Regions from separate parts of the Mus musculus genome. Here region 1 is linked to region 2. The links are chromatin loops, found by intact Hi-C in ENCODE. Cell type or tissue: left cerebral cortex. All regions are shown on one strand. Links, peaks and the distances in the headings refer to the core of each region. The heading gives the core; the rest is flanking DNA. Region 1 overlaps Kcnma1 (potassium large conductance calcium-activated channel, subfamily M, alpha member 1). Region 2 overlaps Lrmda (leucine rich melanocyte differentiation associated).

What was found. A loop is a pair of places that touch in the nucleus more often than their neighbours do. Peaks named below come from ENCODE experiments on the same cell type or tissue, not always from the same donor. Only the 100,000 strongest peaks of a DNase experiment are listed, where the experiment ranks them.
Region 1: it touches region 2 in a loop (4-fold over the local background); 8 of 42 quality-filtered maps call a loop at or near these places.

What each region holds. Positions count from the first base shown.
Region 1 is chr14:23,523,358-23,539,854 of GRCm38, forward strand. It overlaps Kcnma1 (potassium large conductance calcium-activated channel, subfamily M, alpha member 1), which reads right to left. Exons shown (of 28, transcript NM_001253364.1): 7 at 6,862-6,937; 8 at 4,993-5,163; 9 at 3,368-3,459. 5430425E15Rik (a long non-coding RNA gene) reads left to right here. Exons shown (of 4, transcript XR_003951125.1): 4 at 1-1,423. Among named protein-coding and RNA genes, the nearest start is that of 5430425E15Rik, 21 kb to the left of the region's middle. In left cerebral cortex, for the core only: a CTCF peak has its summit at 6,588 (motif pointing left); DNase peaks (open chromatin) are centred at 5,297 and 6,582.
Region 2 is chr14:23,042,889-23,059,385 of GRCm38, forward strand. Lrmda (leucine rich melanocyte differentiation associated) reads left to right here. Exons shown (of 7, transcript NM_028275.1): 7 at 13,067-13,200. The coding sequence ends at 13,146. The region is part of intron 2 of Gm10248 (predicted gene 10248); the gene reads right to left. Among named protein-coding and RNA genes, the nearest start is that of Gm10248, 43 kb to the right of the region's middle. In left cerebral cortex, for the core only: no CTCF peak of the experiment used is centred there; DNase peaks (open chromatin) are centred at 10,220 and 10,497.

The sequences.
Region 1 (16,497 bases), core at 5,077-7,576, 480 kb after region 2:
GACTTCTGTGGACAGGGAGGAAGATTTGGAAATGCCACAGGAAATGGTTTTGTTGTGCTAAACACACTGATTAAAAGTTACGAGGAAGCACCAAGAGGACCTCCATATTCTCCAACACCCGCATGTGGCTGGTGTGTCTTTCAAGCCTTACATTGCTCTGTTACACTGGTTTTCCATCCTGAATGATCTTCGGACTTCACATTTTTGTGTCTCTGCAGTTGGTGTATCATACGTTACATTTGGTTGTCTGACAAATTAATATATTGTTATGTGTAGTTACTGCTGAGTAAAATATGCACATACCAAAAAAAATCTCTCAACTATGTATATGTTTAAGTTGTTTTCTAGGTATTTGCTGAATTCAGTCCTGGCGGGGAGTGTGTATACATGTGTGGATGAGGACAGTACATGCATTTTTTTTGCATGCACCAAAACTCCAAGTACTGCCTGCTATTTTAAGAGTCTCAACTCCAGCTCTCAACAAAGTTAAGCCCCTTCCCTTTTGCAAATGCATTTAATTTTATCTGGAAACTTTTTGACGTTCGGAATAGAACAACTGTAGTTTCTCATTATGTTTGCTGCCAGAATCCATGCTTCGTTGCTCAAGTAAAGACCTTATATTGCTAATTACTACCACATGCCCATATCCCAAGCGAAAGGAAACTTATTGATTCTGACAGCCCATTCTCTCAACACTGAATTCCAAATGAAAACTCAAATTTTGGCCAAACATAACATTTCATCAATCTTGTTCTACTGACTGGAGAACCAACATCAAACAAAGGGTGCTAATGGCTCTTTATTACCACTCCTTTCCCAAGCTTATATTTTCTGATGAAAGATCTAAGTGACCAAGGGCTTCTTTAAACTACTTGGTAATTAGCTTTTGAACCAGGAAACAATGTATAAAGTAATGAGCACAGTCCTGGTGTTGATGACAGGACGTACACTACATCCCGCAGGGTCTGGGGACTTTAGAGATCCAAAAGAGAACATTAAAAGCAAAATGCACTTTCACAAAGGAGAGTGGAGCAGAGAGAGAGGGAGGGAGGAAGAGGAGAGAGGGAGAGAGAAGGAGGGGGAGAGGGAGAGAGGGAGAGAGAAGAAGAGAGGCAGAGTTGAGAGAAGGAGAGAGAGAGACAGAGACAGAGAGACAGAGACAGAGAGACAGAGAGACAGAGAGAAGATTTCAAAATCTAAAAGTGGTGATAACAGATTTCAGAGCCAGAACAAATCTGGAGGAGGGCCCATGATCTGAAGTCCTCAGCAGGTGGGGCTTTGGGTGGACATGCCAGACTTTAAACCTGACCAGATCAGACCAGGGCAGACCAGCAAGTGCTTGTCTTAGATCCTCATTTTGGGCCACCCATCAACAAAATCTGTCAGCCAACAGCCCACCCATATTGGGCCACAAACACTACTCTGTAAAAAAAAAAAAAAAAAAAAAAAAAAAAAAAAAAAAAATCCCACCTGGAAATTAGAGTCAAGAAATACTTTCAACTTAGATTTCAAAGCAATTGATTTTATTGACTTCATTGGGGGACAGGGATAAGGAGATGCTGGCTGAGACCAATGGGCTGAGACAGCTATAATGAGGGCCTGGGACTCTCGGGATGCCCATATCTTAAAGGCACACTGAATTAGGAAGCTGTTTTCCTCTTGGCTTGAGATAAATGACGGAGGAAAATCTTTGGGCTTATTTGGCCTTTTGGAACCAATGGATGGCCCAGACATCAGAACAGCTTGGTTCTAACCTAATCCAGGGTTGTTAAGATAATAGGAAGGGGAAAGGCCTACAGGGGGAGATGGAAAGACATGCCGCCTTACTGAGAAGGTGCCAACTGGCCTCTTTTCCCACTGTCCTTTGTGTCTATGAAAGGAAACTGCTGTCCTGTGGGTAGTTCAAGGAAATGAGCCCTTTCTCCACCTCCTCATTTTCTAAACAGAGGACTGGACACCTGAGCTCAGGATGTGTTGGACTCAATAATCAGAGTGAGGCTCCCTGGGCTTCATCCAGCAGGGCCAACTGTCATGACAGAGAGGCAGCCATGGGAGAAGGCCCTACAAGCCAGGCTCTAGTTTTCTTAAACACCAAACTAAGGTAATAATTTGACAGTCAGTTAGAATAAGTAAGAAAATAAAACAGTTCCATGATAGGGGACAGGGGACTGGCATGAAAGGGCCCATTTTCTGCATTTTAATAGAGATGCAGATGTCGGTCCCTGGTATGTCTATCAGTGCACATCCTCCTAGGGGTATACAGCGTGCTTGACCATTTTATTCTATGCACATCATACCCTGAATTAAGAACAAAGCGGATTGGCCCCCAAGAGCTTTCAGAGCAAGTTCTTAGTGACCTTTGAAGACAGTTGCAACCATCCCATCCTTCTGCCTTAGCTCCTCCACTGAGATGGCCCTACTAGAGGATCAGAAGACCAAGGTTCCAGCATGAACATCAGAATAAGACTTCTGGTCCCTGCTGGACTCACGCTCTGATACTGGTGCTGATGATATTGGTACTGATGATACTGATGCTGAAAAAGTTACCTGAGCAGAAACTTGAATAGTTCCCAAGAGGAAAACCTTCACATTTGAGAAATAAAACAAAAATCCATATCTCTAATTGCCTGTGGCACCCTGACACCCTAACTGCAATACTTCCTGCCCAGGAGGCATTTCCACTGTGTAATGAAACCCTTTATCAGCAAGGTCTCCTGGCAGCCACTGGCATTTTCAGTAGGGAGGATGGGCCAGGCCTTGGCCTGTGCCTGACACAAAGGACAGTGGGAAAAGAGTTCTAGCCCATTAGTGTGCATGCCAGACCTACCAGGAAGTCATGAGACCTCAGTTGCAGAGACCAGAATTTGATCATATCACCAGCTCGTGAAATGAGCTTGGTGAATATGATAAGGTATGAGAGCAGAAGATATGGTTCCAGGTGCACATGGACACCTTTGAATATATTTACTGTTATCTCTTGGACACTGTAAATGGTCACAAGACCTCAAGATGGTCCAATCACCTCCCATGCTCTGAAACCAGTCTTCTGCAGAATGCACACCCTCCCTCATTAAAAAAAGCAGGAAGGGGGGATAGCGAGAAGGGCTTGATTCAATGCCACTGCTCCAGGGACTTTCCAAGTCACTCAAGCACATGTCCTCAGGTGCAGCTGACTTACTTTCTGCCTCCATGTTTGTTAAAAGTCCCGCCGAATTTATTCCGATTCAGGATGAGAGCAGCAATTTCGGGCACGTAGCGGGCAAACATTGCCTACATGCATGAGACAAAGAAACAAGAGCCAAACAGAAATGGCATGCAGAGAGGCCCCTACGCCGCGGAGGCCACAAAAACCTCTTGGCATACTTACTTTCTTCCACTAACCGCGCTATAGGAGCCCCCGTATTTCTTGCGGTTTCCTATTAACTCTATGATTTCAGGGACGTAGCTGGCAAACATGGCCTGAGGAGAAGAGGGGAGACAGAGAGAGACTAAAAAGACAGGCCAAAGAAAGGGTGACCTTTTCAGAAGGGGGATACTAAGATCTGAAAACACAAAAGGATTAGACCTGCAAAGGTGCGGATTCATGTGTTGGATTATACAACAATAACAGAACAAAGGGGAAAGCTCCTGAAACCACACAGAATGAAACATACGTGAGTTGACCTAGACAGTAGAAAACAATAAACCACAGTCAAGAAAAATATAAAGGAGACAAGCGTAAATGAGCTGACATCTTGTAGAATGATGCCAAGTATTCACACACACACACACACACACACACACATTCATGACAGGCACTCATGGATACACACATGCATGGACACACACGTATGTGCACATACATACACATATGTGTACACAGGTACACATGCATGTACACGCATGCACACTTACACACACATGTATACATTTCTGTCAAAAAGTCCTTCCACATAACACTCAAAGGAGAATTTTTTATGAGTAGCTAAAGATACTAAACACTAAAAAGAAGATTTAAAAATAAACATTTTCATTTAAAAATGACTAAAAAGCATAAGAGGTCAACTTTGGAAATCACACAAGAGGAAAGGATGGATAGCAAGGAGACACGGAGCTGCCATGTTTTACCCAACAAAGTCTGTTCTGTGGCTGGATAATGGGGTCTCCTGAACTACGGGACCCTGCAGGGATGCTGCTAATGTCCACCCACACACACATTTATATACATTTTTCAAAATGTATATGTCCTATGCATACAAAACAGAGAGAAATGTATGCATCACTTCATATAAATGTGTGTGCAGTGCACATGCGCCACAGCTGTGTGTGGACTAGAATCTCAGTCACTTACCTCATACACAGAAAAAAAAAAAATCAGACTTCGCTATAAGCTACTTTGAAAGAGAAAATGAAGCAACTGTTCCCTGGAATTACATTGAATGCAGTGATTTCTTGCTACATAGGAACCAGTGAAACTTGTTCCAAGGAGAGAAATGGAGCGGGCTTTAGACACAGTTATGTCCTGACTATAATGACATTTCCTAAGTGAAGGGACCCTGCTCTTTAGGGGCAGGTGCCAGCCACAGTGTTTGTTGGAAGTTTGGGGAGGAACATTAAGGGGAGGGGAGCTCTTGAAACCGCCATCTATCTACAGAGTCTGGACAGCATCTACCAGAATCAACAGCAGCTACAATATCTGATAGTGAATTCCATTACTAAAGGACACTCTCATTTATTAATGGCATGCCTCCCTTAAAACGATTAGGTTTGCTCCTAGTGACATGGCTGTCCCCAGTGAGGACAATATGTCTGGTTCTAAGGGATAAGCATAACACTAAAGAAATATGCAACAAAGACACTATGGTATTTGGATTTAGCTCTCCTGGTTGCATTAAGGCAGTTACTTGCTTCCAGTGCAAAACACATTAAAAATACTATGTCTAAGGAAGTGGGCATTGGAAAATATTAATAATCATTAAAATAGATACAATAAGAAAGAGGGCTTTTTTTTACCAGTCCCCCGAGGATGAAGAAGACCATGAAGAGGCGTCCAAGTGTGGTTTTTGCATAAACGTCCCCATAACCCACTGTAGACATTGTGACCATGAGTAAGTAGACACATTCCCAGTACGTAAGTGCCTGGTTGTTTTGGAAATTTTCCCATGGGTCCCCTGAATTCTCCACCTACAGCAAGGGAGGGGGGAGGGAGAGAAAAGAAAGCCATCAGATGTTCATATGTACAGTATATGCAAACCAGGATGCCCAGAGCTCCTGAAAGTTGTTTTTTACATACGCTTCATATTCGCAGTACAGAATAGATGATTCTCATTGCTAGTCACTAAGGCATGATTCACCAGAAACCCCAGGGGGTATCAGGACAGGGATGAGGAGGAGCAGCGCTGGTGTGCTTTCCTACGCATCGCTGATGCTTGATACACTTTACAGCATCTCTTTAAGGCAGGTGCTAGATGCTTCCTTCTGCCAGTCCCTTGGGGATTCCTGCTGAGACTCTAGACTTTCCTTTCATTCGTGTAACTAAGAACACCAGACCCAACATCTTTGGGACACATCTACAGCCTGAATCCAAAGCATCATCTCTGCTTCTGGGACTGCTTGTCTTTCTTCACCAGAGCCCACCAGCAATTCTGAGCTCCGAGGTTTGGAAATTTCCTCCGAAACAAGAGAAGTGACCTCTTGGAAACTGCAGACACATGCACACACACACACACACACACACACACACACACACACACCATCAGAGAAATGGCTGCAGACGTCTTCAAAATGGCCCTTGAGCCAATAGTTTCTGCTTGTGCTGCAGAGTTCCTGAGGTCTGCGCAGATGCTCAGTTCTGTGAGCTTGGCTGAAGCCCAGCAGGGAGCAAAGAGTGGGGGCTACAGCAGGATTTGGGGAACCTGAGCCCAGAACTGGCAATTGGCTTCAGAAGGAACTGAATGATAAAAGGTGAAGGTTGACTAGTTACACAGGGACTGGAGACGTGGCTCAATGGTTAGGAACCATTGTTCTTGCAGAAGGACTGGAATTCAATTTCCAGCATTCACTTCTAGAGAGCCTAAAGCCCTCTGCTTCCCTCCAGGGGTACATCCACACATGTGCACATATCCCTACAGTAAAACACAGGCATACACATAATTAAAATATGTATAGGACTCTTGCAAAATCCACAATTATCTTGTTTAGCAGATGGAAACAAAGTCACTTATGCTAAGTTTTATAGTCTGGTGGGGGCTTCTTCTGATTGTAACAGTTTATGTGCAGATGAAATGTACATTTCATAGTAACTATTCTCTCTGAAAGCAGGCTAGAGAACTCTGCCTTGGGGAGGTAGGAAAGGTTTGACTTGGTAATAGCATTCAAAGAGTCATTAGTTTTTAAAAACAAAAAAACAAAAACAAAACCATTTGGGGGTTTTGAAACGACTTGAGAAGTCATCTAGCAAGACAGTCAAAAGCAGCTTTTTTGTGCGAGAGAAGTAGGGACAGATCCCAGGATTTGCATTTGTTGTTTACAAAGAGCTGTTGAAGTTCAAACTTTCAGTATAGGTGCCAGACTTTTCCTGGGCGTTTGCTGTGGAAGCACTGCCATCTTGTGGCCTTCTGAGGTTATTGCATACAGAGTGAAAAACTAGGCAAGTCTCCCTGAAGCAATACAGGTGAAGCTGAAAGATGTCGGTTGGTCCTAGGAACATTACTCACTATTTGGAACCAGTTTGAGGGGTGGAAGTTAAGGGTAGGGAATTCTGAAAATTGAGTAGCTTGTCCCACTTTCCTGTATGTACAGCTAAACTTGTCTCTTTCCAAGAAAACAAATGTTAAGTAATAAAACGGCCTAGCAAGGGCCTGCTCCATGCCAGCTACTTACCAAGTGGATGAATCCAGCTGCAGTCAGCCACGTGCTGATAAATATGGAGAGCAGATTCACCAGCTTGATGGAGTTACTGTACAAAGGAGACAAGAAGAGTCCCAAAGTTACAGAGAGAAGACCCGTATGGAACTGCCCGATGGTGTCACAGTCTCCCTTCTGGGGCAGAAGCAGGCTGCTGTCATCATAAGGAAATTTGACTCAGGGGAGAAACATTGGTCAGGAATGAGGCTCTCAACAGAGTCTGTAGGAAAATCACAGCCAGACCCTACATTAACCCCTCAAACGTTGCTAAAACTTAACTTGTCTAAAACAAAACCCTTCAAATATATATTAAAAAGAAACCAGAGAGAAGAGTAAATAAAATTTGTGTATCCTTCACCTAAATTGACATTTCCCCATGACTTCATCATCTCTGCAAGTATGTCTTATTTTCTTCAGTGTGATAATTCTTTCTGGTTGTATTTGTTTTGTTTGAGCCATTGTGTTGTGGACATCACCGCCCAACCTCTAATCACCGCGGCATTCTGCTCCGAAGAGCAGACACCATGCAGTAGAATCTGGACACATCTGTATATCAGAAAACGAACTGAATTCAGCAATGCGATCTAGCATACAATCCCAATTTAAATGCCAGTTGTCCTGAAGTTATATTTAATGGTGTTTCCATCACGTTCATCTTGCAGAAAAGAACTCTGTCTCCCACCTCCTGTTCTCCCATTCCCGGCCCTATGCAGCCTGTGGTGCTTTGAATAGGTATGGCCCCCATACATTCATGTGTTTGAATGCTTGGCCCAGAGGAAGCACTATTAGGAGGTGTGGCCTTGTTGAAGTGGGTGTGGTTTTGTTGGAGAAAGTGTGCCGCTGTAGGGGTGAGCTTTGAGATCTCATATGCTCCAGCTATGCCCAGTGTGGTACACAGTCACTTCTACTGCCTGTGGATCAAGACGTACAACTCTCAGCCCATTCACCAGCACCACATCTGCCCGCAGGCTGCCATGCTTCCCACCATGATGATAATGGACTGAACGTCTGAACTTTAAGGCAGCCCCAATTAAATGTTTTCCTCTATAAGGGTTACTGCCGTCAGAATATCTCTTCACAGCAACAGAAACCCTAAGACACAACCCCCGCAGAAGCTAATCCTTCTCTTTGGGTAATCCATCTATGGTAACACTGCCCTCTTTCTGCCTATTTCTTTCTCTTGGGTAATATATTATCTACTTTCTAATGGCTTAGAAGGTTAACAATGGTGACATCTGAGACTTTCACAGTATGTACGCAGTGCACCCACACACCATCATGCTGATGTTTGATGTATACTGACTAATTTCTCATAGGATCCTTCAAGATCATCTGGGGGAACTGGGAAACTGACAAGTTTAGTTCAGTAGGCCCCACAGTTGGAGATGGAAATGTGGCCATTTCAGCCACTTTCAGATCTATTACTGCACAGCCACAGTGTCATGTCAGTGGCATTGATGGCTGCTAGCTTTTGGATCCTGAGCATACCGCTAAAAGGGCAGGATGGAGGCTGTTGTTGCTCAGCCTGGGGAATTCGTAAGGGAGGCCTCCTAACAAAGGCTGCGATCATGTTTCCTGGGTGGAGCATGAGGAATGGAGCTTTCTCTGCTTGTATTTATATAACTGAAGAGAGGAATCCAAGTTCCCGGTTTGCCTGGCATTGATTCTGACAGTTCAGGACAAGAATGAGTAAACACTTCCAAAGTTGTGGGTGAAACTAGCCTTTTGAGGTGTGTGGGATGACATCCTCGGGGTTGGAAACCATATGCCAGCAAAACAGCAGACTGTCCATCCTGGGCATCTTGGTCCTCGCCAGGATCACCCACCATTTGTGGTCCCTGAGGACTGCTGGGGCTTTTTGATGTACTAAGTATTTGCTTGCGTCCTCCCCCTCTTCACTCTTTCTGCTAATGCAGGTGGTAGGTGAGAACACCACTGTCACTCACTATTGAGGAAACCGAGCATTAGGGGGTGTAGATAGCTTGCCTGGGAATCACAGCTACAAGTGGCAGGCCTCATCTAAGTAGCTTGGGAACACACTATAGGAAGCCTCAGGGATCCTCTTTTCCCTTACCCTGTAGTTTGCCCATCATCACTTCCTAACGACCAATCTCCCCACAGCTACTGACATGGGAGACCAAGGTGTCCACCAAGGACTTCCTTTACTAAATAATCCAGTGGAATTCAGCCAACATCAACATCAGCCAACAGAGAAGCCTGCCAGAGTTTTCAGGAACTTTGTGGAAGAGAGTTCTAATCCATCTCAGATACAATCCTTGAGAAGACCTCCAGAGAACAAACCCAAAAGAGATGAAGAGAGGAGCAGAATCTTAAGGAGGGAAGCTGACAGCCTGAGTGCAGATATGCCAAAAGTCTGTCACTCCCTCTGGGACCCAGTCACTCTGCCACTTGCCTAGACACAATTGAAATGGCTCACATCTAGAATGTTCTCAGAGAACATACGAATTGGCCATATCCGCCCACTTTGTGACCTGATACGGTTAGCTCCAGGGCTCTGGATGCTGTGGTATGAAGCTAGCACTCCCAAGCACAAGGCTGCTTGTGCTAACTCCTGACCTTCAAGCCTTTTCCAGACATCTCAATGAGTCACTCTGTGCTTCACCTCATATCAAGCGAAGTTCTCTGACAGAGAATGGAATTGCCAACTGAAAAAACAGAAGTTTGAGGCTTACCCTGTCTCATCAGCTATGTTACCACTAAACCTTGCTCCAGGCAAATTTCTCAATGGAAAATCAAAGCAGAGCAGCCCATTCCCCTGTCTCTCCCTTTCGAGCCCCCTAAGACGTGATCTGATATTGAAGAGAAGCAAGTAGTAGGGAGAGCAGGTAGCCTATGGCAGAGAGAGGAGAGGCATGTGCTGCTCTCTATTTCCAGGGGAGAATTCAACACCTAATTGAGTCACTTACAGACTCCCAGATCCTCAGGGCCTGCGAAAGCACTGCACCATCAAAAACCATGCAGAGTCTTTTCAAGATATTAAATCTACTGACGTCTCTTGGTGCTTTGGGGAAATGGCCTAAATATGGTGATTATTAATCTCTAAATGATTGTCACTGGGACATTAATGGTGCTTAAGGGAGCTCTTGCTGAGTGCAGAACATTTAATCACCACTGCTGAGACAGACCAGGTTTGTTGTGGAAATCTGATTAATTGTATGACATCAGCAACATCACAGATTGTTCGCACGAGGAAGTGGACTTCCAAGCTGAACCCTATGACCAAGTTAATATCTGAAAGCTATGTAGAAAACCTGCAAGATTAACCCCAATGATGGGTGTTCTCTGTCCGCTGGGATGTGGACTTTGACATCTGGAAGATGACTGCTTCAAAGGAGGGAGGGGTTGCCAGCAGAAGACATTGAGTATTTGTGGCAAAAAGAGTCATTGGAGATGGCTATCTGCAGCCTTCCTGGCCAAGCCCAAAGGCTTGAATCAAACATGAAATTATCAGTAGTTAGAGTGGCACTGACCATGCAGAGTCTAGCTCCTTGCTTTGAAGGAGAGATTGTGATCCGATCATGAAAACCTGCCCCCTCTTTTTGTAAGTGTCATTTCTGTGTTTTTATGGAAACTTGTGAATTCCCATACATGAATTCTCCGTGGCTGTTCTGGTTTGGTATATGTCTTAGTTACTTTTCTGTTGCTATCATAAGATACCAGGACTAAAGCAATTGATAGAAAAAAAGCATTTATTGGGGCAAGTCCATAGCCATTATGTCTGGGAGCATGGCAGCAGATATGCAGGTATGGCCCTAGAGCAAAAGCTGGGAGGATCCATCCTTATCACTAGGCAAGGGGAAGGGACTGGTGTGGCCTTTGACACTTCAAAGTAACACACCTCCTTCAACAAGGCCCCACCTCTCAATCCCTCCCAAACAGTTCTACCAAACTAGAAACAAGTATTCAAATACATGAGCCTCTAGAATCCATTCTTATTCAAACCACCACAGGAGGACATGTTTCCCAAGGGCTCATAGGTTAAGAGGACTTGTTCCTCACCTGGTGATACTATTTTGGGAGAGTCTGAAAACTTTAGGAAATGGGGCTTAGATGGAGGAAGTAGGTTAGAAATATTAGAAGCCATGTATTCCTGGTGGCTACATCTTGTCTCTGATGTCTTCTCCCATTTTCTACTTATTTTCCCTCTCTCTAGGTAGCTATGAGGTGACCAACTTTGCTTTCTCAGGACACTCCACTTTGCCACCAGGCAGGAGCAACAAGGCTAGCCAACCATGGGTCAGAAACCTCTGAAACTCTGAGCTCAAATAATTTTCCTTGCTTATGTTGTTTTCTCAGGAATTTTGGCACAGTCTGACTAACACTGAACTCCAGTCATTGATATGGGTGGACAGAGTGATTCATCAATAGGCAAGCGATAGTCTGACTGATCAGTGACCTTTCCCAGGACCCCTAGGTGCTGGGAGAGAGTCTGATTTCGAAAATTATATCAGTAAAGCCAAAGCTGCCAAGGGTTCATCTCTGCCCTTACAGAAAATAGAACATGTCCTGGTGAACCTTGAAAATGCCAGCCACTTTGCACAAGAAAGCACAAATTCTGCCCTCTTGCTGACTGCTACCTTGCTTCTGGTTGAGGGCACAGCCAGGAGCCAACAGCCATTTTTATCTTTTCCTTGCAACATTTGCTAGGTAGCTAAGAAGTGTCCCAATTTAAAGCATTGACTGGACCAGGTCACACTGAGATTAATGAACTTTGTGATACAAAATGAATCAAAATCTGTTGGGAGCCGCCCCCACATTCGCCGTCACAAGATGGCGCTGACATCCTGTGTTCTAAGTGGTAAACAAATAATCTGCGCATGTGCCAAGGGTATTTTACCACTGCATGTACTCTGCCTTTCCCGTGACGTCAACTCGGCCATGGGCTGCAGCCAATCAGGGAGTGATGCGTCCTAGGCAAAGAATAATTCTCCTTAAAAGGGGATGGGGTTTCCGCCATTCTCTCTCTTGCTCTGCGCTCTGGCGCTCTGACGCTCTGGCGCTCTGGCTCCTAAAGATGTAAGCGGGGGGCTTTCGTTTTTGGGGCTTGGGGCTTGCGCTCCTGGCTCCTGAAGATGTAAGCAATAAAGTTTTGCCGCAGAAGATTCTGGTTTGTTGTGTTCTTCCTGGCCGGTCGTGAGAACGCGTTTAAGAGTTGGTGCCGAAATCCGGGACGAGAAAATCCGGGACGAGAACCCGGGACGAGAAAATCCGGGACGAGAAAATCCGGGACGAGAAAAGCCGGGAAGAAGAAACCCGGGACGAGAAAATACAAGAAAACTCGGGACGGGAGTTAACCATCACCGGCGCAAGGAAGATCCCTCATTACGGAACCAGAACTGCGGGTCATGGTAACGAAGGTTCCCGTAAAACAGACTGTTGAGAAGGATTCAACTGCGTGAATTCAGAACTCTTCAGCTGGGAAACGGCGGTAATAAAGTGTTCCCGCATCACAGACTGTTGAGAAGGATTCAACTGCGTGAATTCAGAACTTTTCAGCTGGGGAACAGGAGTACCAGTGAGTACAGCTTTACAAGGTAAGTCTGGTCTTGAACTTTCTAAGGAAAGTCAAGACAGTCTATCAGAAGTAAAGTGGGGAATAGCTTTACAAGGTATGCCTGGCCTTGAACTTTCTAACGAAATTCAAGACAGTCTATCAGAAGTAAAGTGGAAAATAGCTTTACAAGGTATGTTTGGCCTTGAACTTTCTCTAGTGTTAGGAGCCCTTTTGTTCCTTTTCACATGTTATCAAGTGGTTAAGGCAGGGCTGAAAATTCTAGATGAAATTCAGGACAATCTATCAGAAGTAAAGCGGGGAGAGAGAGTAGGAGCAAAGAGAAAATATGGTACACAAAATAAGTATACAGGCCTTTCCAAGGGTCTTGAACCCGAGGAAAAGTTTAGGTCAGGTAAGAATACCTGGGGAGAGATTGGAAGGAAGGAGAAGGAAAAAGAAAAGAAAAAAGATCAATCAGCGGAGGTTTCTAGGAGAAGGAGCCTATACTCATCACTAGGTGAGTTCAAGGAGCCAGTTTTTAATAGTTCTGAATCAGATGAAAAGGCTATTAGGGCCTGGAAGGCGCTCTCCCGAGCAGGTGAAGCCACTGGACAATTAACAAAGATCGTCCAGGGACCTCAGGAGTCCTTCTCAGATTTTGTGGCCAGTATGACAGAGGCAGGCTCTTGCAGCCTACAAGGTCTTATTGTCCACCCTGGAGTTGTAGATCAGGATTGTAAAGGGGAACTTCAGGTTCTCTGTTCTTGTCCTCAAGTTGTCTTTTCTATATCACAAAGGGACAGAATAGCTCAACTAATAATTTTGCCAAGCCTACATGGCTGTTTTTCCTTCCTCTGGTATTCCTAGAGCTGCCAGAGGGATTGGTTCTACTGAAAGTGATTCTGATTACTTAATAATGCCTTTAGATTGTTGTCAAATTTTATCTACTCCTCATGTAGGGGTAAACCCTCGTGGCATCAGGCCATTACAGGTCTGGCAAATGGATGTCACGCATATTTCCTCCTTTGGGAGAAATCAATATTTACATGTTTCTATTGACACCTGCTCTGGTGTAATGTTTGCCACACCTTTAACAGGAGAAAAAGCCTCACATGTGATTCAACATTGTCTTGAGGCATGGAGTGCTTGGGGGAAACCCAAACTCCTTAAGACTGATAATGGACCAGCTTATACATCTCAAAAATTCCAGCAGTTCTGCCGTCAGATGGACGTGACCCACCTGACTGGACTTCCATACAACCCTCAAGGACAGGGTATTGTTGAGCGTGCGCATCGCACCCTCAAATCCTATCTTATAAAACAGAAGAGGGGAATTGAGGAGACTCTACCCCGAGTACCAAGAGTGTCTGTGTCTATGGCACTCTTTACACTCAATTTTTTAAATATTGATGTTCATGGCCATACTGCGGCTGAACGTCATTGTTCAGAGCCAGATAGGCCCAATGAGATGGTTAAATGGAAAAATGTCCTTGATAATAAATGGTATGGCCCGGATCCTATTTTGATAAGATCCAGGGGAGCTATCTGTGTTTTCCCACAGAATGAAGACAACCCATTTTGGATACCAGAAAGACTCACCCGAAAAATCCAGACTGACCAAGGGAATACTGATGTCCCTCGTCTTGATGATGTCCAGGGCGTCAATAATAAAGAGAGAGCAGCGTTGGGGGATAATGTCGACATTTCCACTCCTAATGACGGTGATGTATAATGCTCAAGTATTCCCCTGCTTTTTTACCACTAACTAGGAACTGGGTTTGGCCTTGATTCAGACAGCCTTGGCTCTGTCTGGACAGGTCCAGACGACTGACACCATTAACACTTTGTCAGCCTCAGTGACTACAGTCATAGTTAAACAGGCCTCAGCTAATGTCAAGATACAGGGTGGTCTCATGCTGGTTAATCAACTCATAGATCTTGTCCAGAAACAACTAGATGTATTATGGCAAATAGCTCAGCTGGGATGTGAACAAAAGTTTCCGGGATTGTGTGTTACTTCCATTCAGTATGAGAAATTTACTAGGGCAGCTAATTTGTCAAAAAGTCTTTTTCAGTATATGTTACAGAATTGGACGGCTGAATTTGAACAGATCCTTCGGGAATTGAGACTTCAGGTCAACTCCACGCGCTTGGACCTGTCCCTGACCAAAGGATTACCCAATTGGATCTCCTCAGCATTTTCCTTCTTTAAAGAATGGGTGGGATTGATATTATTTGGAGATACACTTTGCTGTGGATTAGTGTTGCTTCTTTGGTTGGTCTGTAAGCTTAAGGCCCAAACTAGGAGAGACAAGGTGGTTATTGCCCAGGCACTTGCAGCTCTAGAACATGGTGCTTCCCCTGATATATCTATGCTTAAGCAATAGGTTGCTGGCCACTCAGCTCTTATACACCACGAGGCTAGACTCATTGCACGGGATAGAGTGAGTGTGCTTCAGCAGCCCGAGAGAGTTGCACGGCTAAGCACTGCAGTAGAAGGGCTCTGCGGCATATATGAGCCTATTCTAGGGAGACATGTCATCTTTCAAGAAGGTTGAGTGTCCAAGTGTCCTTCTCTCCAGACAAAATGACACGGGAGCCGGTCAGGGTTGCTCTGGGTAAAAGCCTGTGAGCCTAAGAGCTAATCCTGTACATGGCTCCTTTACCTGCACACTGGGGATTTGACCTCTATCTCCACTCTCATTAATATGGGTGGCCTATTGCTCTTATTAAAAGGAAAGGGGGAGATGTTGGGAGCCGCCCCCACATTCGCCGTCACAAGATGGCGCTGACATCCTGTGTTCTAAGTGGTAAACAAATAATCTGCGCATGTGCCAAGGGTATTTTACCACTGCATGTACTCTGCCTTTCCCGTGACGTCAACTCGGCCATGGGCTGCAGCCAATCAGGGAGTGATGCGTCCTAGGCAAAGAATAATTCTCCTTAAAAGGGGATGGGGTTTCCGCCATTCTCTCTCTTGCTCTGCGCTCTGGCGCTCTGACGCTCTGGCGCTCTGGCTCCTAAAGATGTAAGCGGGGGGCTTTCGTTTTTGGGGCTTGGGGCTTGTGCTCCTGGCTCCTGAAGATGTAAGCAATAAAGTTTTGCCGCAGAAGATTCTGGTTTGTTGTGTTCTTCCTGGCCGGTCGTGAGTACGGACCAGGTCACACTGAGATTAATGAACTTTGTGATACAAAATGAATCAAAATCAAGTTGTGTCATGCCTGCCCCTAAGTTATCTCTATAGTCTGTTCTTTAGTTATCTCTGTATTGGTCTCTTCCTTGTCCACCTGACCTGCTCTGAGGCTTGGCCTCAAAAGCCCTTCGCTACTACTGTTCTTTTCTGGCCTTAAGACCTATTAAATCTTAGATACCTCAAACCAATTCTATACAACTAGAGGAAACATGGACTTTCAGAATGCTATGTCTATATTTCCTCCCCCAATTAAAAGCCTTCAACATCTCCATCTTGCAGCCATCACAGTCAGGCTTCTACCTTGTACCCCCTGTAATCTCTGGAGCAAATATCCTGCTTCACAAACAGCCTTGGGGCCATTTCTAAGGCTATATATGTAATAAAGGTAATTTCAAAAATGTTCCCTGCATGTGTTGTTTGGGTAACTGGTTAGCAGCTGTGCACATAGGCTACATAGGAAAGAACATTTTCACAGTAGAGAGCAATGGCTTTCTGAGCACAGCACAGCACAGGGCAGGCACGGTGTCTTACTTTACCCTTTACACACCACACTCTTACATATGGTACAAATGTTCGCAGGAAGCACGTGTTACTTAAACAATTAGAGGAAACCATGAGGCCATTTTCATCTTAGAAAACGAATGTACGGGCAATCCATGGTTTAATAAACATTATTGACTATGTTGAATGAGATGTGGGATTAAAGCCCATAAGCAGATTTCATCTGGATTTCATTGTGGAACAAATGACCCAGCACTGGAAGTTGACTCACCAGCTTGTAGGATGGCTGAGGGACTTCCAGAAGCTCACATAGATGACCCAGAATCTCTGGTCTTCCTTAAATAGGCCAAGTCAGGAGACGGAGAATCTCAGCCCCCTGCTAACCTACAAGTCGGGGACTTGC
Region 2 (16,497 bases), core at 8,827-11,326:
AAAAGTTACATCATCTTCCTGGGGTCATGTGGGCTTCAAAGGCAAGAAGAGAAATGGCTCAGGAACACCCCTTCCCTACCCCAGCACCACAGAACATCATGGTGACAGCCTCACTTCTCCTGTCTGCCCCACCTCCTCCATTACAAGTCTTTCTTCTCCTCAACTAACCACTGGTGCACAGGGAGTGTAATATCCACAGTCTTGGCCCTCAATTACCGTAATGGCTTATAATGAGATTTTGGCCAAGTAGCAGGTAGCTGGTTATTGCTTCCTGCTCAGCGTGGGCAATGTCTATGCTGTTAATTTGTGTTACTGAATGTGGCTCAGAGCTGGGCATCAAACTGTCAGAGCCAGATGTATTCTATTAGGCTATACTGGACAATAGGCAATCTTTGTTTTTCCAGTATGGAGGCATGTTAACTTACCACAGGGTGAATCCAGACAAATAAGAGTCAAACTAAAACAAGGGGGTGATATCTTAAGTCATCAAAGTAGTACATTCCAGGGACAGATAACACCTGGCATCACCTACTGTCACTACTGTTTCTCTGCCTGGGACTGCTCCATTGACAGGCAAAAAACAAAACAAAACAAAATAAAACCTTCGTAAGATTGCTGGGGAGACTGGTAACTTCATTAAGTTTTAATGAGGCTAACCCTAATGAAGGCCTTTCTAATGTACTTTGTATTTACTAGGCTTTCATCTTGAGCAAGAAATAGGGTCCAGAAAGTTTCTAGTGCTCTTGTGTGCTTCTTTGTCTTGATGTACACACATGTGTGCATGTATATATACACACATACATAAAAGCATGTGTCAAGAAGGTGGAGGATGGGTAGTTGAAGACATTCAGGAGTACAGTTTGTTAGTGTCCAAGTATTGTGATTCTGCAACAGTAGACTTTTGGACACACACTTTTGGACAGAGAGAGCTAGAGGCAGGGGTGGGAGAAAGAAGAAAGGAAGGAATGAAGAAGGGGGGAGGGGTGGGTAAGAGGAAGGGAGAGACAGACAATGTAAATTTCATTCAATTAGATCAAATATCAACAGATCCTCTTTGTTTTTCTTTGAGAGAGGCAATTTTGACTACCCTAGAACTAAGAAAGATTATGATATCATCTATGGAGAACCAGTTCACTTGGATTTTAATGGAGGGCAGACGGAGTTTGGGTCAGTGTGCTCAGGGAGGAAGCCCTTTAGGGGCTTGAATTACAACAATCTCAGTTGTTACTACATTTGCTTAATTTCGTCTGAGAGTTCCATCCTGCCCCTCCCTGACCTCTTTTCTAAAAACCTGGGTTTATTTTCAATAACTCCTTGGATAAATTTCAGCCCAAGGAAGCACACAGAACTGTAGAGAAAGCCCTGCCTCCACCTTTTGATGCTAGCCCTCGATGAGAACAGATCTGAAACCAAAATGTGAATGTCTTCTTAAGAGCACAGCCAGCACCCCTGTTCACACTCTGCCAGGAAACCCCACTTCTCAGGTGTGTTCATAGAGGGGCCTGGCAGCTTGGAGGAGGAGCAAAGATATCTGGAAAGCTGTTTTCCCAATTCCCCCTGCTCTGTACTTCATAAATCATGTTTTACAGGCTCACCCCCAGTCCTACCCCATTCTCTGCTTTCTTCTCCTGTTAATGCAATCAGCATGCCACTAAAATAAAACCCCAAAATGGGAGAAAGCTTGAATGTCCAAATATTGTGCATCTTTTTTTTTTTCTTATTTCAGTGCTGAAGTTTGAACTAAGGGCCTGATACTGTGCTAGACAAGAGCTGTCCCTCGCTTCAGTCAGTCATTACTTATCTGTTTTAGGTGCCATTTGTTTTCTGGCTGCTCTTGGGAAGCAAATAAAACTTCTATTTACTAGAGTGCAATACAGTAAGATCTTCAACTAGCCAGATTCTTTGTGTCTCTAACTTTAAATATGAATAAAAATGAGGGCATTTACTTTACCAAAGAAAAGGGCAGGGTGGGGAGGGGCCTTTAGGTTGTTCTAGAACAGACTTTCTTAAAGATCATTCTGCAACATTATCTGGGAATTTTCCAAAAGAAACAAATTTCTCGTCCCAGACTCAGACCCACTAAATTGGAAGTTTTGGGGATGGTCCCCATGGAGAGAAAGTCAAGGAGAACCAGTTCCTAGGGAGAGGACACCCAACTCTTTGGCATGTCAAATGTATGGGCTCCGAAGCACCCTTAGGCCATTGTGCTCAGTCCACAAATATCAACTTAGATATGGGGAGACGTCTCAGTGGGAAGCAAACCTGAGGAGTCATGTTCCATCTCTTAAGACAAGCATGCGTGATAAAGCCAGGCATATTGCTATGTACTTATCACCCCAGCCTAGAGAGTCCTGGAAACCCACTGTAGCTGAATGGGTAATCTGTAACCCCCCCCCAAAAGGCTGTCTTAAAAGATAGAATAAATTGAAAAAATGACAGATGAGGCTGCCTTCTGACTTCCATCACCAGTCTATACAAATTATTTGTTGAACACCTAAGATGTAGCTTGGGCTTGGTGGTGTGTGTGTGAATCTGCTGTCTGAACCCTTCTGAAGTCTGTGCAGAGGAAGGATGCTGTGTTTCTGAGTAGCATTCACTTCTCCCACCCCCACCCCCACCCCCATCTTACTTCCTGATTGTGTCATCCTCACTGGTAACCCTCAACTGCAGCCACTCTGGCAAATCTAGTGAGACTGTTGCTTTTATGGGTGAGAGAGAACTCAAAGTTTCCACTTAATCATGAGATAATAATCTAATTAATTAACTGGGCCCCACCTTTCCTTTGTGGCTGCTTTGTCACACGACTGTTACATTGAGAGAATGCCTAGAAAGAGGGCAGGAGCCCTGTCCTGCTTGCTAGGGCTTCTGCTGCACTCTGCGCTGTGTTACTTGGGGTGGAGGGAGAAGAACCAAGTAACTGGTTTTTGTCATCTTGGGTTGAATCCTCTCAATTATTTTCATTCCATGTGATTTTAGTTTAGAATGCCATTTCCTGGACTTTAAAACCAGGTTGGGCTTAATATCTGTGGAAGCTGCACATACCAATGTCTCTTAGAGTATGGGAGGTCACTCGGTTGCTGTTCTCAGTGTGAGTGATGACTCTGGACTAGATATTCTGAGAAGGGACGGAAGACACTCATTGGGTTTTAAGCAAGAAAAACCTGCCTTTAAAAAAGCAGCAGCCATGATTTCTGTGTATTGACCCAATGGTCACTTGAGTCAAAAAATAAAAATAACTTAAAATATGCTCCCAGAGAATGGTAACTCCACGCCAATGGATGTCACTTTTCTTTGGGGGAGTGCCCATGGTACAAGTGCTTTTTGTTTCCTTTTTCTAAGAGAGGATCTGTTTTTATTGGTTTGCATGCTTCTTTATATTTGTGCAGGTAGTATTTAAAAACAAAAAACAAATCCAAAACCAAAGCCCTGAGCTAAAACTAACCATGGCTGGTAAGGAAGACTAGTCCCCTGAAACGGAGGCAGAAGGAACCTAAATGTGTCATAGAGAGGGGGGCCTTTGGTAGCCTCAGTCCCAGATAGCCTTCAGCTCAGATTGGGTAAACATGACATATTGATCATTACAGAACGTGTAATTGGTGACCACAAGCACAGTGTGGCTTTAATGGCCTTCCCTGAATAGTTGCCCTTATTTATTTAAAGAAAGCCGTGGCTGTTTCCTAACTGCATGCTGCCCTCTAGTGGCTACGATTCTGACTTCAAAAGATGAAGTGGAAAGGATAAATACAGAGATATTGGGAGTGGTGGAGGGGGTGTGATTGTGTCTCTGTCTCTGTCTCCCTTCCTTCCTCCCTCTACTTTTCTTTCACCCCTCTACTTCTCTCTCCCTTTCCCTCTCTTTCCCCCTTCTTCCCCTCTGTACTTTCCTCACACACACCCTCTGGCCCCTGTCTCCTTTCTGAAAGATTTCTTCGTTCTCTTGAAACAGAAACATGAAGTCTTCCCACATGAGCACTGTCCATTTTGAATGACAGCCAGGGTGAGATCCATCCAGGAGCTGCTGGAAAGGCACCTGATGAACTACACTTGATTTGCATCCCATCTTAGCGTGCACCTTGGAATCTAGCCCTTCTCACATCCATTATGCCCCTCTTGCTGGCCCACTCTACAGCTCCTTTTGCCCTCCGTGAAGAAGCAGCAAAGGATGAGCCAGTGTCCTGTTGGTGGTGATCTTTGAAGTTCTCGGGAGGCCCTTGTGCCTGTGAAGAAGACTGAACAAATAAATAATACACCTGAAAAATAAGCTATAAAAGCAGAACTTAGCATTATGTGTCTGACTAAAGAGTTCAGGGAAGGACAAAGTAATGCTAACAGCTGGGCGTAAGTAAACTGCTCTTTCGGACATCAGGAAGAAGGGTGTTCTCTGCTCTCATTTTTTATTTGGGACAGAACAGAACTGACAATGCAAAGGCAAATAAGTAAACAAACAAAGCTTGGCCCAGCAAGATTTACAAACTTATTTCTGAAGAGGGAGGGGACTTGTTCAAGCAAGGAAAGTAGATTTGGTCTCTTATTTCTACCATATCTCATTCTGATCAAAATTCTGTGAGTGGAGGTGAGAGATAGATGCTGGCTCCGAGGGTCTTTCATAGAGGGCCTGCTCATATTGCAAACAAATTGGAAAGGACATGTGAGCAAAGGCCCAGTGGCTCTCCTAACTAGGATTCTTAGTGGATACATGTTCTGTGATGGTTCAGAAGGTCTGGAGTATCTTTCACCTGGCCATGATATCCGTGGGCTCAAGGAGAGACAGCAGGGATGGTGCCTGGGCGTCTGATCAATGGACAAGGATGTCTAAAACTTGCATACACAAAGGGAAAACTGGTCTTGCTATGTAGAAAAAGTGTGTGTTTGTGTGTGTGTGTGTGTGTGTGTCCTCCTGTCCTCCCTTTCCTAACTCCTTTTCCTCCTAAGATGACAAGCCTCATTTCAACTGCCCTGGGAGCCCAGAGCATATTTCCTACAGACTCTGCTTTATGACATGTCAACCTGTCTGCTCACTCTCACCCTGAGTTGTCCAGCCTCCCTGGTCTGGAGGCAAGGATGCTTGCCCGTCACAGTCACCTCACTACAGTTAGAGCCTTTCCCCCTGGTGTTGTGCTTCCTTCAGATACAGGGTGAGGCCTGACATGGCCCAGCATCCGGCTGAGCAGGCTTCACAATCTAGACTCTCAAGGGATAGTTATGAACCACCCTTCAGGCCATCTCAGTGTTTGAGCACTGAGGCCAAGCACACATTTCTCTAAGTTTAATCTGAGAGGCTCTTTGTCTGCATCCTAACCTTTGAATTAATGGCCATATTGTGAGATCTGACTCTGTGTTCACTGTGTTTACAGAAAGCATCCTGTCATAACCCCATAACTTGAATCTTGTTTTACATCTAGAATGTCCACATTGGGCTCCAGGTGCTAAGAAACAAATAAAAGCTGTCCTTTAATTTATGATAAGCATTGCCAGTAGAAATAATCAGCCCGAGGAAGAACTGGCATCAATGGAACCTTGAATCTAATATGATTTGTCATAGATAAAAACACTGACCCGCGATTTACATCCCAAGATCTCGAATTCATAGGGTGGGATTAACCTTGGTAGAAATAATGAAAAAAATAAAATGAAATCAGCCAGAGATAAACATGGTAAAATGTGACCAAACTTTCCCAGACAGCTCAACCTCTCCTGCTGTAATTCAACAACACACAAATTTACTCTGGGAAATGGGGCTCTTACCACTAAATGATGGCAGAAAAGATAAGACGTCACTGGACTATATTCATAGTTTGCAAAAGCCGGTAGAGGAATATTACATGGGAATGAAGTCATACTCTTCTGAAAGTAGAAAGGAGAATATTAAGAACAGAAAATATTTGACTTGGTATTTAAGAAGCAAGTAAGGAGTTAAACTGTCAAAACAGAACTGTGCATAACTGGCACCTTCTCAAAGGAAAATTACCAGGCAAGTTTACACATGTTAGCACATGTAAGCCAGAAGCCAAAAATATCCTGCAGGCGAAGATGGCAGCATTCAGTGACCACCCCAACACAGTGGCAGAGTCTAGAATAAGCATCCCCTGGTGCTTCTCATTTGTATAATACTGGATGGCGTGTGTGGAGGTGGGTAGCCAAAAGCAAGGACAATGTCCAGTGCATCCTCCCCAGACATGGGAAGGAGAGCCAGCAAGTGTCCTTGCAGCCGTGGTACCCACACATCTTCAACTGAAAATGCTGACTACAAACCCAGATATCTGCCTCAAGTCTTAGCCTACTAGTTTGGGAAGGAGGGAAGGGTCACCCATTCCTTTTTGTCTGTCCCCTGGATCAAGTAGAAAGCTTGTTTGAATTCTAAGCTGGGATTCAGAGGCCAGTGGAAGACAGTATGTCTAGGCATGAAGGAAAGGCATGAACTTTCTTCTAGAAAAAAACTGCTACCAAGGATCCTTTCCCCTAGTTTTTTTTTTTTTTTAATCTCTCTTCCTGTCACTTTGCCTTGCTTATACTGAACTGTGTGCAGGTCCTATATGCCTGTCAGCCCTGCTAACTACCTCTTAGATCCTCAGGGGAGCCAGTAACATGTCATGTGGCTGAGGTCGAGGTAAACTGTAAGGTCAACTGTAAACTGCAGGCGTTTCTTCCTTTCCTAGGTACCATTTGACTCTTATGCAACAAAAGCCCAGGCCCATGGGGAATGGGAGCGTTCCTTCTGGTCCATGCCGTTTACATCTCTGAGAGTCAGAGAGCATTCACTTTCCTTTTGCTGTAGTCTTGAGGGGAAGGTATTGAGAATGAAAATGCCATCGGCATTGAAGAACAGAAACCCTAGCCCTTCCCACCCTGCCTCTCCTTTATTAAGGCAGAGATTTAAGCTGCCTACTTTTTTTAATGTTTGAAATGTAAGAAGGTCATATCAGAGGTTTAAGATAAAAGGGTACAGGGCTGGTGAGATGGCTCAGTGGGTAAGAGTACCCGACTGCTCTTGCAAAGGTACGGAGTTCAAATCCCAGCAACCACATGGTGGCTCACAACCATCTGTAACAAGATCTGATGCCCTCTTCTAGTGTGTCTGAAGACAGCTACAGTGTACTTACATATAATAAATAAATAAATCTTTAAAAAAAAAAGATAAAAGGGTACAGAACCAAAATTTCCAAATTTGAAAGGATCTGTTTAAAATGTTTATGCAGAGGTATATGTTCATGTATGTGTATGAATATGTATGTGTAAATTCTTAAATGTATTTAGCAGATTGCCATTGCCTAACCTCATCTGTACCACACCCTGTTAGGACTGGGTATTGGAAGTGGAGGAGGAAGGATATAGATTTACATAGTATCCCATGGTTATCTTGTTCTAGAAACTTCCACATTGGCCCAGAGGGACTCTACTGCTACATTTTCTTTCTCAGTTACTGGGCTTCTCTTCCTCTTCAGGACATGCCATCATTTTCTGCTAAGGCCGAATGACTCTGCCTCCAACTTTTCTTTTGAGAGATTAGAGATCTCGGTTCTGCCATCTTTGCCACTGTTTAGTAAGCTTCATGTGGTCAGATAGATCATTGTTAGATCATAGCCTCCTTGTCAGCATGGCATTAAACTCATGTTCATGACAAGAACATTTAACATGGTGATTACCACAAGTATCAAGAAGGTTAAGACTTAATTTTTCCATTTTACAAATTAGTGGTTTGATCTGCATCAGAAGCACACTCAGACGCGCTGATGGGGTAGTTAGGCTCTCTAGATGCGGAATTATGTCAAAGCTAGTGAGATGCAGGACTGTTGGTGGTCAGCACTCCCAGCCAGGAGTATGAACTCTGAGCTGCTGACACATCAGTAGGCATGCTTTCCACGGAGAGTTCAGACTCACACACAGTCCTATGATTGGTGCTATATTATTGGGATATGAGTACATGTATTTTAAGACCTAACAGTATAATTGGTCACATTGACCATACCTCTGCCATAGGAAATAAGGACCCAATGCCCCCACTTCATAAAAATAATATTTTAAAATACCATGTTGCATATTTCACAATTCAAAAGGACCTACCATGGTTATCTTTGTGTTCATCTACAGGTGGGGAAGACAGGGAGGGTAAGGGGCCAATGTACATAGCCAAAAGACATGAGGGACAGATGATAGGAATGAGAAGCCAGGATGGAATCTGTACTGGACTTGGAGAGAGGTATGTCAGGACCCCCTTTTCTGGATAGCAAGGATCACTGTGCCCCGCCCCCACCTCAGCTATGTCTCCAGAATGGTCCCTGTCACTGCAGTGGGCATCTAAGAGAAGTGTCCAATGCCCACCCACTAGGCAGTGCAAGCCTGCACAATCGGAATACTCAGTGCGGAGGGTGGGAACATTGAAAAGATAAAGGACCTCTTTAAAACCGATTTTTCCCCCACACATTATTTTTTTTTCATAATTATAGCTTTAAGAGCTTATGGTGATGGGAAAAACTGGCTACTTAAGAAAAAATAGGAGTTTCATCTGGCAGGAGAGGATTCCCCAGGGGACAGCACACTGTCGTTTTTCAGAGCCCCCCAAAGAAACCCCCGCACCGACATCTGCACATTGGCCTGATGTATGGCCAGGCTGCCTCACTAAGGCCAAAGCCTTGTGTTTTAATTAAAAACACTCTGCATGCCACTAAATATGTTGCCTCCCTCCGTTTCTGCAACCATAGAGTCTGAGGAGATACAAACAGAATCTGTTGCAGATGTGTCAGAGGCTATGGCCTACTGACTCACCACCACATCCCAAATTCCAGCCTCAGAGAACCTCCCTGGGAAAATCAAAGTGCAAACAAATGGCTGCTACTGCAGCGTTTCACAGCCTCGGACATTCGGGCAGTTATTCTAGTTGAGGAAGACAGAAATGGGGACAGGAGCTACTCATACGATCAAAACTGACTTCATAAATGACTTCCTTAATAAATAAAAGTCCTCTGGCCACACATGGGTATGTACCCTTCTTAATGTCTTGGTTTTTTTGTTTGTTTGTTTTGTGTTTTTAAGCTACAAAAGTCAAATATTTTGAGTCGTAACCTCCCTACTGTGGGCTCCCACAAAGAATGTGTGAGGGGCAAGGCTAGCTTAATTTAATCATCTGGATGTCTCTAGCCTGAGCACCCTCATCCACAGACTAGCAAGAGCCAGCTAGGTTTTATTTGGGGTTGCCAGGCCACCCCTAATATGGAGACGAAGTGTGGAGTAGAGACTGAAGAAAAGGCCATCCAGAGACTGCCCATCTGGGGATCCATTCCATATACAGTCACCAAACCTAGTCACTATTGTGGATGCCAAGAAGTGCTTTCTGAAAGGAGCCTGATAGAGCTGTCTCCTGAGAGGCTCTGCCAGATCCTGACAAGTACAGAGGTAGATGCTCACAGCCAACCATTGGACTGAGCATGGGGTCCCCAATGGAGGAGTTAGAGAAAGAACTGAAGGAGCTGAAGGGATTTGCAACCCCACAGAAAGAACAATATCAACCAACCAGACACCCCAGAGCTCCCAGGATCTAAACCACCAACCAAAGAGTATACATGGAGGAACCCATAGCTCCAGTTGCATATGTAGCTGAGGATGACCTTGTCAACCATCAATGGGAAGAGAGACCCTTGGTCCTGTGAAGGTTCAATGCCTGAGTGTAGGGGAATGCAAGGACAGGCAGGTAGGAGTGGGTGGGTGGGTGGGATAGGATAGGTGGTTTCTGAGGGGGTGGGGACCAGGAAAGGGGATACCATTTGAAATGTAAATAAAGAAAATATTCAATTGTAAAAAAAGGGAAAAAAAGAGTTTAATGACACATTAGCCCTCTGATCACCTTAAGTCACCCAGCTATCAAAGGAGAAGTGTCATCCCTTGGGCAACCCAGGGTGAGATTGATTTAGGTTATCTGTAGGCCCTGATCGCACAGCTCCTACAGACCAAGGCTGCCAGGAGCTTCACGGGCATGGCAAGTTTTGGAATGATGTATAGAAGAAACATGCTGGTACTTCAGGAACAGAAGAAAAAAACTTGCATGTTAGGAAGTGATGTCAGCCTGCGTTAGAGTCCCAGACAGTGCTCGAGTGTCCTTGGCATAATATGGCGCTGGTATCTCTGTCAGCATCTCTGTTTTCTGTCACCATGCACAATCCTGGGCCTGTCTCCAGTCCTGACAGTGTCTTTTCAGATCAGGTTAGTGCCAGCCCAGAGACCAAGTCAGCTTCCCAGCACACAGCCCCTTTGTTTGAAGTCTGCCCTTTTGTCATTAATGCACTCAATGTCTATTTAAATCTGACAGTGAGTGCAGTATCTGTTTTCCCATCAAGAGATCATTGACAATATTAATAACTCACGTCCTTGCCTCATTTTCCAAGCGCTGACACCTAGCCGCGGTCTCCTGCATTCATCAAACAGCCCTTTCTCGCCAGGATGTCTATAAACAGACTTGCTTCCAGGCCCAAAGAAATAGGGCAGGCCTTAAAAAGGACTTTTATCAGTGCCAACCAGAGATGTGTGAGCATGGCTCAGAGTGCAGCCCGGGCCCATGTTCCAGGAACACTGCTTTCCATCTGTTTGCATCTAGAATGGAAATTCAGCATGGAAAGGGATAGAAAGAAAAGACAGAGAGTGCCCAGATGTGTGGACAAGTTTATGGAAAGAAGTGCAACCACGGCAGACAATGGTGTGTGTACACATGACTGCCTGTCAAGAGTTTGCTTGGGAGAAGGACTGACTGTTCTTTATGATATCTGACAAACCCTATCCCTGTCTTTTTAAAAATGCATGCTGTCTTGGTACTATAGAAAAAAAATTAACATCCTTTGTACGGTCCCTCCAGATCTTTTGAGGGTTTGCTCAAATCAGCCAGGTTCAAGACAGTCTTTTGTGGGGTTTCCCATGCATCTGAGACATATGCAGCCAAGCCAGTAAGGGAGGTAGAATGTGACCAGCCCAGCCCTTAGACCACCAGGGTTCTGGCATTGATGAGGCTGTTAGCACAACTCTAGGCACTATAAAATACAGTAAAGGGAGCAGCTTTGTGCTAATAGCTGAGAGAATGGGTCACAAGGAAGGTCTGAGTAAGGTTTCACACAAGCTCAATATTTCCAGGCACTAGACCAATACCAAAAACCAGAAACGGGGGCCTAGGGACGTGGAGGGGCAGGAAAGCCAAGTCAAGTAGCAAGAGTAACCCACAATAAAGCTGTCTATGGCAACACAGCAAGAGAAAGAGCCAGGTCCCAAATGCTGTCATCTTGTCCCTCTTCCAACTCAGAGAGCTCCTGGGACCCGGATAACCTTCAAGTTTGCCTCTGACTATCCAAAGCAGGGCAGATCTACACTACCCCTAGAAGTTTCTATACACTATTTTAATCCTTATTTAAGAACAAAGTTTAGGGAGCGTAGAGGCAGATTGTGCAAGCATGAGGGCCTGAGTTTGATTCCCAGTGCCCTAGATGTGTACATCTGTATTTTCAAAGATGGGGCTGGGCAGGAGGAGCCTGGGGGCTTGGTAGCCAGCCAGTTTAGCATACTCCATGTACTCCAGGCCAATAAGAAACAATTATAAGAAAAGGAAGACAGTTAACTGATATCAACCTGTGGCCTCCATAGACACATACATGTACACACACCCAATACACATGCACCCAGACCCATCCCCCAACATACACATAACTAATACACATGCGCACACGCACTTGTGCGTGCACGCACACACACACACACACACACACACACACACAAAGTGTAAAAGTTTGTAATACTAACATGTCATGTGGAGAACATGGCTGATCCCAGATCAATAAAGAATGGTGAGTGTTGCCATCACACTGCCAAACTGACAAAATAAATAATCATGTGCAAAAGGGGTGATTGTCACAGGCAGGTGTATGGCTCATGGACTTGTTTTTTTATGGCTATTTCCTTTCTTTGTCTCTCATGCACTGCAGAGATTTAAGTCCCATTGTGCAAGAGAATTTTAAGATAATTCTTCTAAAACTGGAAAGAAAAAAAGATGGTAAAAAGGCCAACAGAAGTTATAAATATTTTCTTGGGAGAACTATTTTTTTTCTAATAATCATAAAGAGTTTTCACTAGAGACAGTGTTTTCTGAATGTTTGTTCTGTAGCGATGAGCATCAAATCTAGACACTTCCACATTCTAGGCAAGTCACCTCCTTAGCTCTTGATTTTTTTTAAAATCAGAGTCTCACTATGAAGCCAAGGTTAGACTCACCCTCCTACTCTACCCCAAATACTAGGGTTACAGGCATGCACCTCCAGGCACAGAACTGTTGTTGTGGGTATTTGTGATATGTAAGGATGAGTTGGTTATAGCAGTTATAGCATCTGTGCCTCTCTTAATGCTGTGTTTTACAGTGAAGTATCCCACAACCACCACAAAGGACAGGAACGTTTCATAAGTAGCCAGAAGTTATAGAAGAAGTCAAGTTGAAGATGTAAAGCAAGTGCTTTTTAACATGAGAAATGAGTTGCCTCAGCCTCAGTGAGGTGCCTAGCAGTGGGAAGGTCTAAAGGTAGTGGCACTTACTGTCTATATGGTCTTCAATCAGCACAGCCTCTCTTCTTTAATCACCCAGTGTGGGCTTGAAGCCCCCCAGGATTTGGAAAATTCTCTCTGGAAGTCAACAATATTGATTTCCAATAAAGGACTTCAAGATAGTCACATTCTACAAAGATTATCCTGTGGACTTCACTTGGGCTGGGTTCATCTGCTTTAAACGTACATTTTTATTCTTAGTCCTAAACTAGGAAAATCTGGGGAGAGAGGGGTCATGCTATATTTTGGGAACAATTTGTCAAATTAGAAAAGTTCTAATTATGTAAGGAAATCACACATAAAGCTGTTATTTCTTGAACTCTGTACTTGGTAGTCACATTTCATTGCAAGGTCACCTCTAAGGACAAGAAGGTACGGTCTTTGTCATCTTAATCTACCTCCCATCAGATTAGCAATCCTGATGCATGCCTGTTTAATAACATCTGATTTTCTGAACTATATGAATTGTGCCACCAGTAATGATTTTCCTTTCTGTTTACAGGCGTCCTCGGGAAAGGTCGCTATTTTTACTATGGAAGAAATTCAGAGGGTAACAGGTTTATCCGAGATGATCAGCTCTGAAGCTAAACTCTGCACGCCTTAGCCTGTTTCATGACAATAAAGTGGAAAAGCAAGAAAAATCACAGTCTGCCTTGTGTCTCTCTAAGCACGCAATAACTTCTGCTTTTCAGTACCTTGTGCCTACTTTGCCAGGCCTGTCACGATCATCCACCTCCCTTAGACTGAGTGGTCACAGAGAGATTGACATGATTGCCCTTAAGCAGGTCTCATCCACCAGGGTGACAGACAGCAGCGGCACAGCACTGGGGCTGACAGCCAGAACACCATGACAGATTGCCTGGTCTCTCCATTGCTCACAGGGGAACAGGGGTCACACCTGGGGCCTCCTCAGGCTTGCTCACTGGCTGTGGTATAGTGATAGAGGCTCTCCTGGGCTTGCCTTCTAAGTCAAGTCCACAGATATCACTGTGCCTTGGGCTTATTTTCAGTGGAGTAGCCAACAGTACAGAAGAAGGGCACATACTCTTTATTCTTTCAGTCTGCATAGTAGGCATTATATCAGGTAATCCATAAACATTGTCTTTTATCATTGGCAATGTGTTTCCATCCATAATCCTTCAAAGGACACAACTTCTCAGGCAAGTCATGTATTGATATGTAGCTTCATAGCACAATTCCTGAATTTCCCCAAATCCCTGACTACAAAAGCATTTTGTTGTTGTTGTTGTTGTTGTTGTTGTTGTTGTTGTTGTTGTTGTTGTTCAAAATCCACTTGTCCTGAAGAAGACCCAGGGTTAGGCATCTTTCCTGTCAAAGGTTTAGCAACACCAGAGATTCTCCTTTGGCTTTTACCATATAGGTTCAGCAATGCCTATGGCCATATTTACCCTAAAAGGACAGGCTGCCAAGTCCTTTGGATTCTATGTAAATGTAGTGAGATGAAAGATGGGGTGATGGGCCAGGAGATTAGAAAACAAATGGGAGATTGTAGAAACTATCTAGCAGACCAAACAGGTTTGATAAAACAAACACCTTTAAGGTTTTCTGTTTCTCTCAGAAGACCCATGGCTAATGAGACATGAATAGATCTTTCTTTATCTTTGGTCATTTGCTGGCACTGACAGGAAAGCAAGCACAACCATGTTAGCCAGAGGGCTGCCATTTTGTCTACAACTGTCCCAGTCAAGCCACTCTAGAAGGCATCTGAAAGTCTTCTTGCACTTGACATACTGTCAAGGTATGCTTCAATAGTATACTGTGTGTTCATTTCCCTGGGTGTCCTAGCTAAGATAGCAGATCCTCCAAGAATCCCTCCAAGTTATAGACAGCAAGAGAGTTGCTAATGGAGAGTCAGTTATTGGGTCCTCAGACTCTCTGAGCTGCTGGAGAAGGACCGTCTTTCTCAGATCTAGTCTGTTTACATAGCTTCTGCCATACTGAGTGAGCCGGGTCTTGGAATAACTCATATTCAGGCTGACAGGAGTCCTGCATGGAGATTTCACAACCTCCATTCATCAGATGTTGGGAGCAGCTAATGCTAAAGTCCCCGAGACCATTAATAACTAAAGATTATACAACCCACTCATAACCCCGGTTGAGTACCTTCTCCTGTTTGATCTATACAACAGCACTGAGAGCTAATGGTTTGCATTCACATCATCAGGTCCCACCTTGCCTCTTTGTTTAGAGGCATTAGAACCTTCGGTCCATTGCATATTATGAGAAGCAAGGCTCTGTGCAAGGGCAGTGAGACTAGTCTGATGTCACAGCCAATCTAACAGCACATATATCCCTGTCTTCATAAAAGGCTTTAACCCTGCCTCAAACAATAAAAAAGCACTTGTGAACTGACCACAGAATTTTTCCATCTTTATTTTTCTTACTTGTTTACTTTTCTTAATGTCAGAACCATTTGTATCACGGGGAGGAATGTCTCCCTCAATGTGAGCTTTGGAGGCAAAAAAGAAAAAAAATTGGAGTGAGTTATTGACCACACTCTTTCCCTCTCTTTGGGCTGTTTGTTTTCTTCCAGAATGGTGTAATAACTTCAATTAAGATTAGCTTTAATTATAACTTGCGTAAAGGCCATCCTGGCAGTATATTCATCTTCGTGGTGGAATTAAAGTGAGTTTTGCTTATCCTAAGTAGGGATGATAGTAATGAATTAACATTGGGTTGTGTACAATTCTGTTGTTTGTTGAGCAAGATCTGCCTTTCTAGAACTGGACTCTCATCTGAATTGGCAGGGGAGAAAGCCCTGAGCCTTGTTTATCTAAAATCTGTAGGAATTTCCCAAACCATGTTTGCAAAGTAGGAAATTACAAGGCAGTAAATTCATCTGAAACCCAGACATGCCTCATCCTCCCCTTTGCACCTGTTTGTCTTCCTTTTGCTGGGCTCCACACAGCTTGTTCTTTGGGGAGCATTCCCAGACAACCTGATTTCCCCTTCCCAGGACACTGGTCTGAGTGCAGAGAACTTGGAGATTCATGGAATGCTGGAGCTCCCTGTTGCTTCAGCAAAGTCCGGGAGATTACTTTTTTCCTAACTAACAAAATTTTATAGAACAATTTGTTCCTCGGGGAGTACTGCTTTAGATTGTGGGAAATCCTATTAAAAGTGCTATAGCAATCATTTGCTCTTACCTTTACCAGCCCTGCTCATAAACCCTCCATCTGTTTGTTGCTTTAAATAGAAGCACATTACAAAAGATGATCACTAAATCAGGCTGCATGTCTCCGTGTTGTAGGTTTTCACATACTCATGTGTACTAAGGAATAAAAGAAAGCAAACTACAGAGTAAATGAAAGTGTGGTGTGTGTGTGTGTGTGTGTGTGTGTTTCTTACAAAGCTATATCTTTACCACTTCAAAGGGAACCATTTTTCATGCTCTTTCTAAGAAATAGCTTTCTTAGTTAATATGTAGAATACAAACAATCTATGTGGCTCTTTCTGTCATAACCTCAACAAGACCCACAACGTGCTACTTCCAAGGGCAACCTATGTCAGATATGTGTCACTGCCTGATGCCCAGGGGAAATGCTACAGGGCTCACTGTGACTCTTGCTTGTTGCCCATCTGGTGCAGTTCATCCGATGTGACCTTCACTACTTGCTTATTCCAGTTTTGTTTCCAAGAAACCACCTTCACTGAAGAAGAATGTTACCATTAGTTAACTCTGGTGTCTCTAATTTGTGTGGGTAAAGTATTATAATCTACCCTAAGAGAGGGGAAAAAAATCAGAAAAAGACAAAGCATGCTAGTCACTTGTTTGTATGACAAGCAGGTCATTGATTGTGGCACAATACCCTGTGTTACTTCTGTTGCTTCTATCACTGTGTTCAGTTTTTACATTTTTAATTGTATTTTTATTTAGTGTGTGCATGCAAAGGTGCATGCATGCACACATGC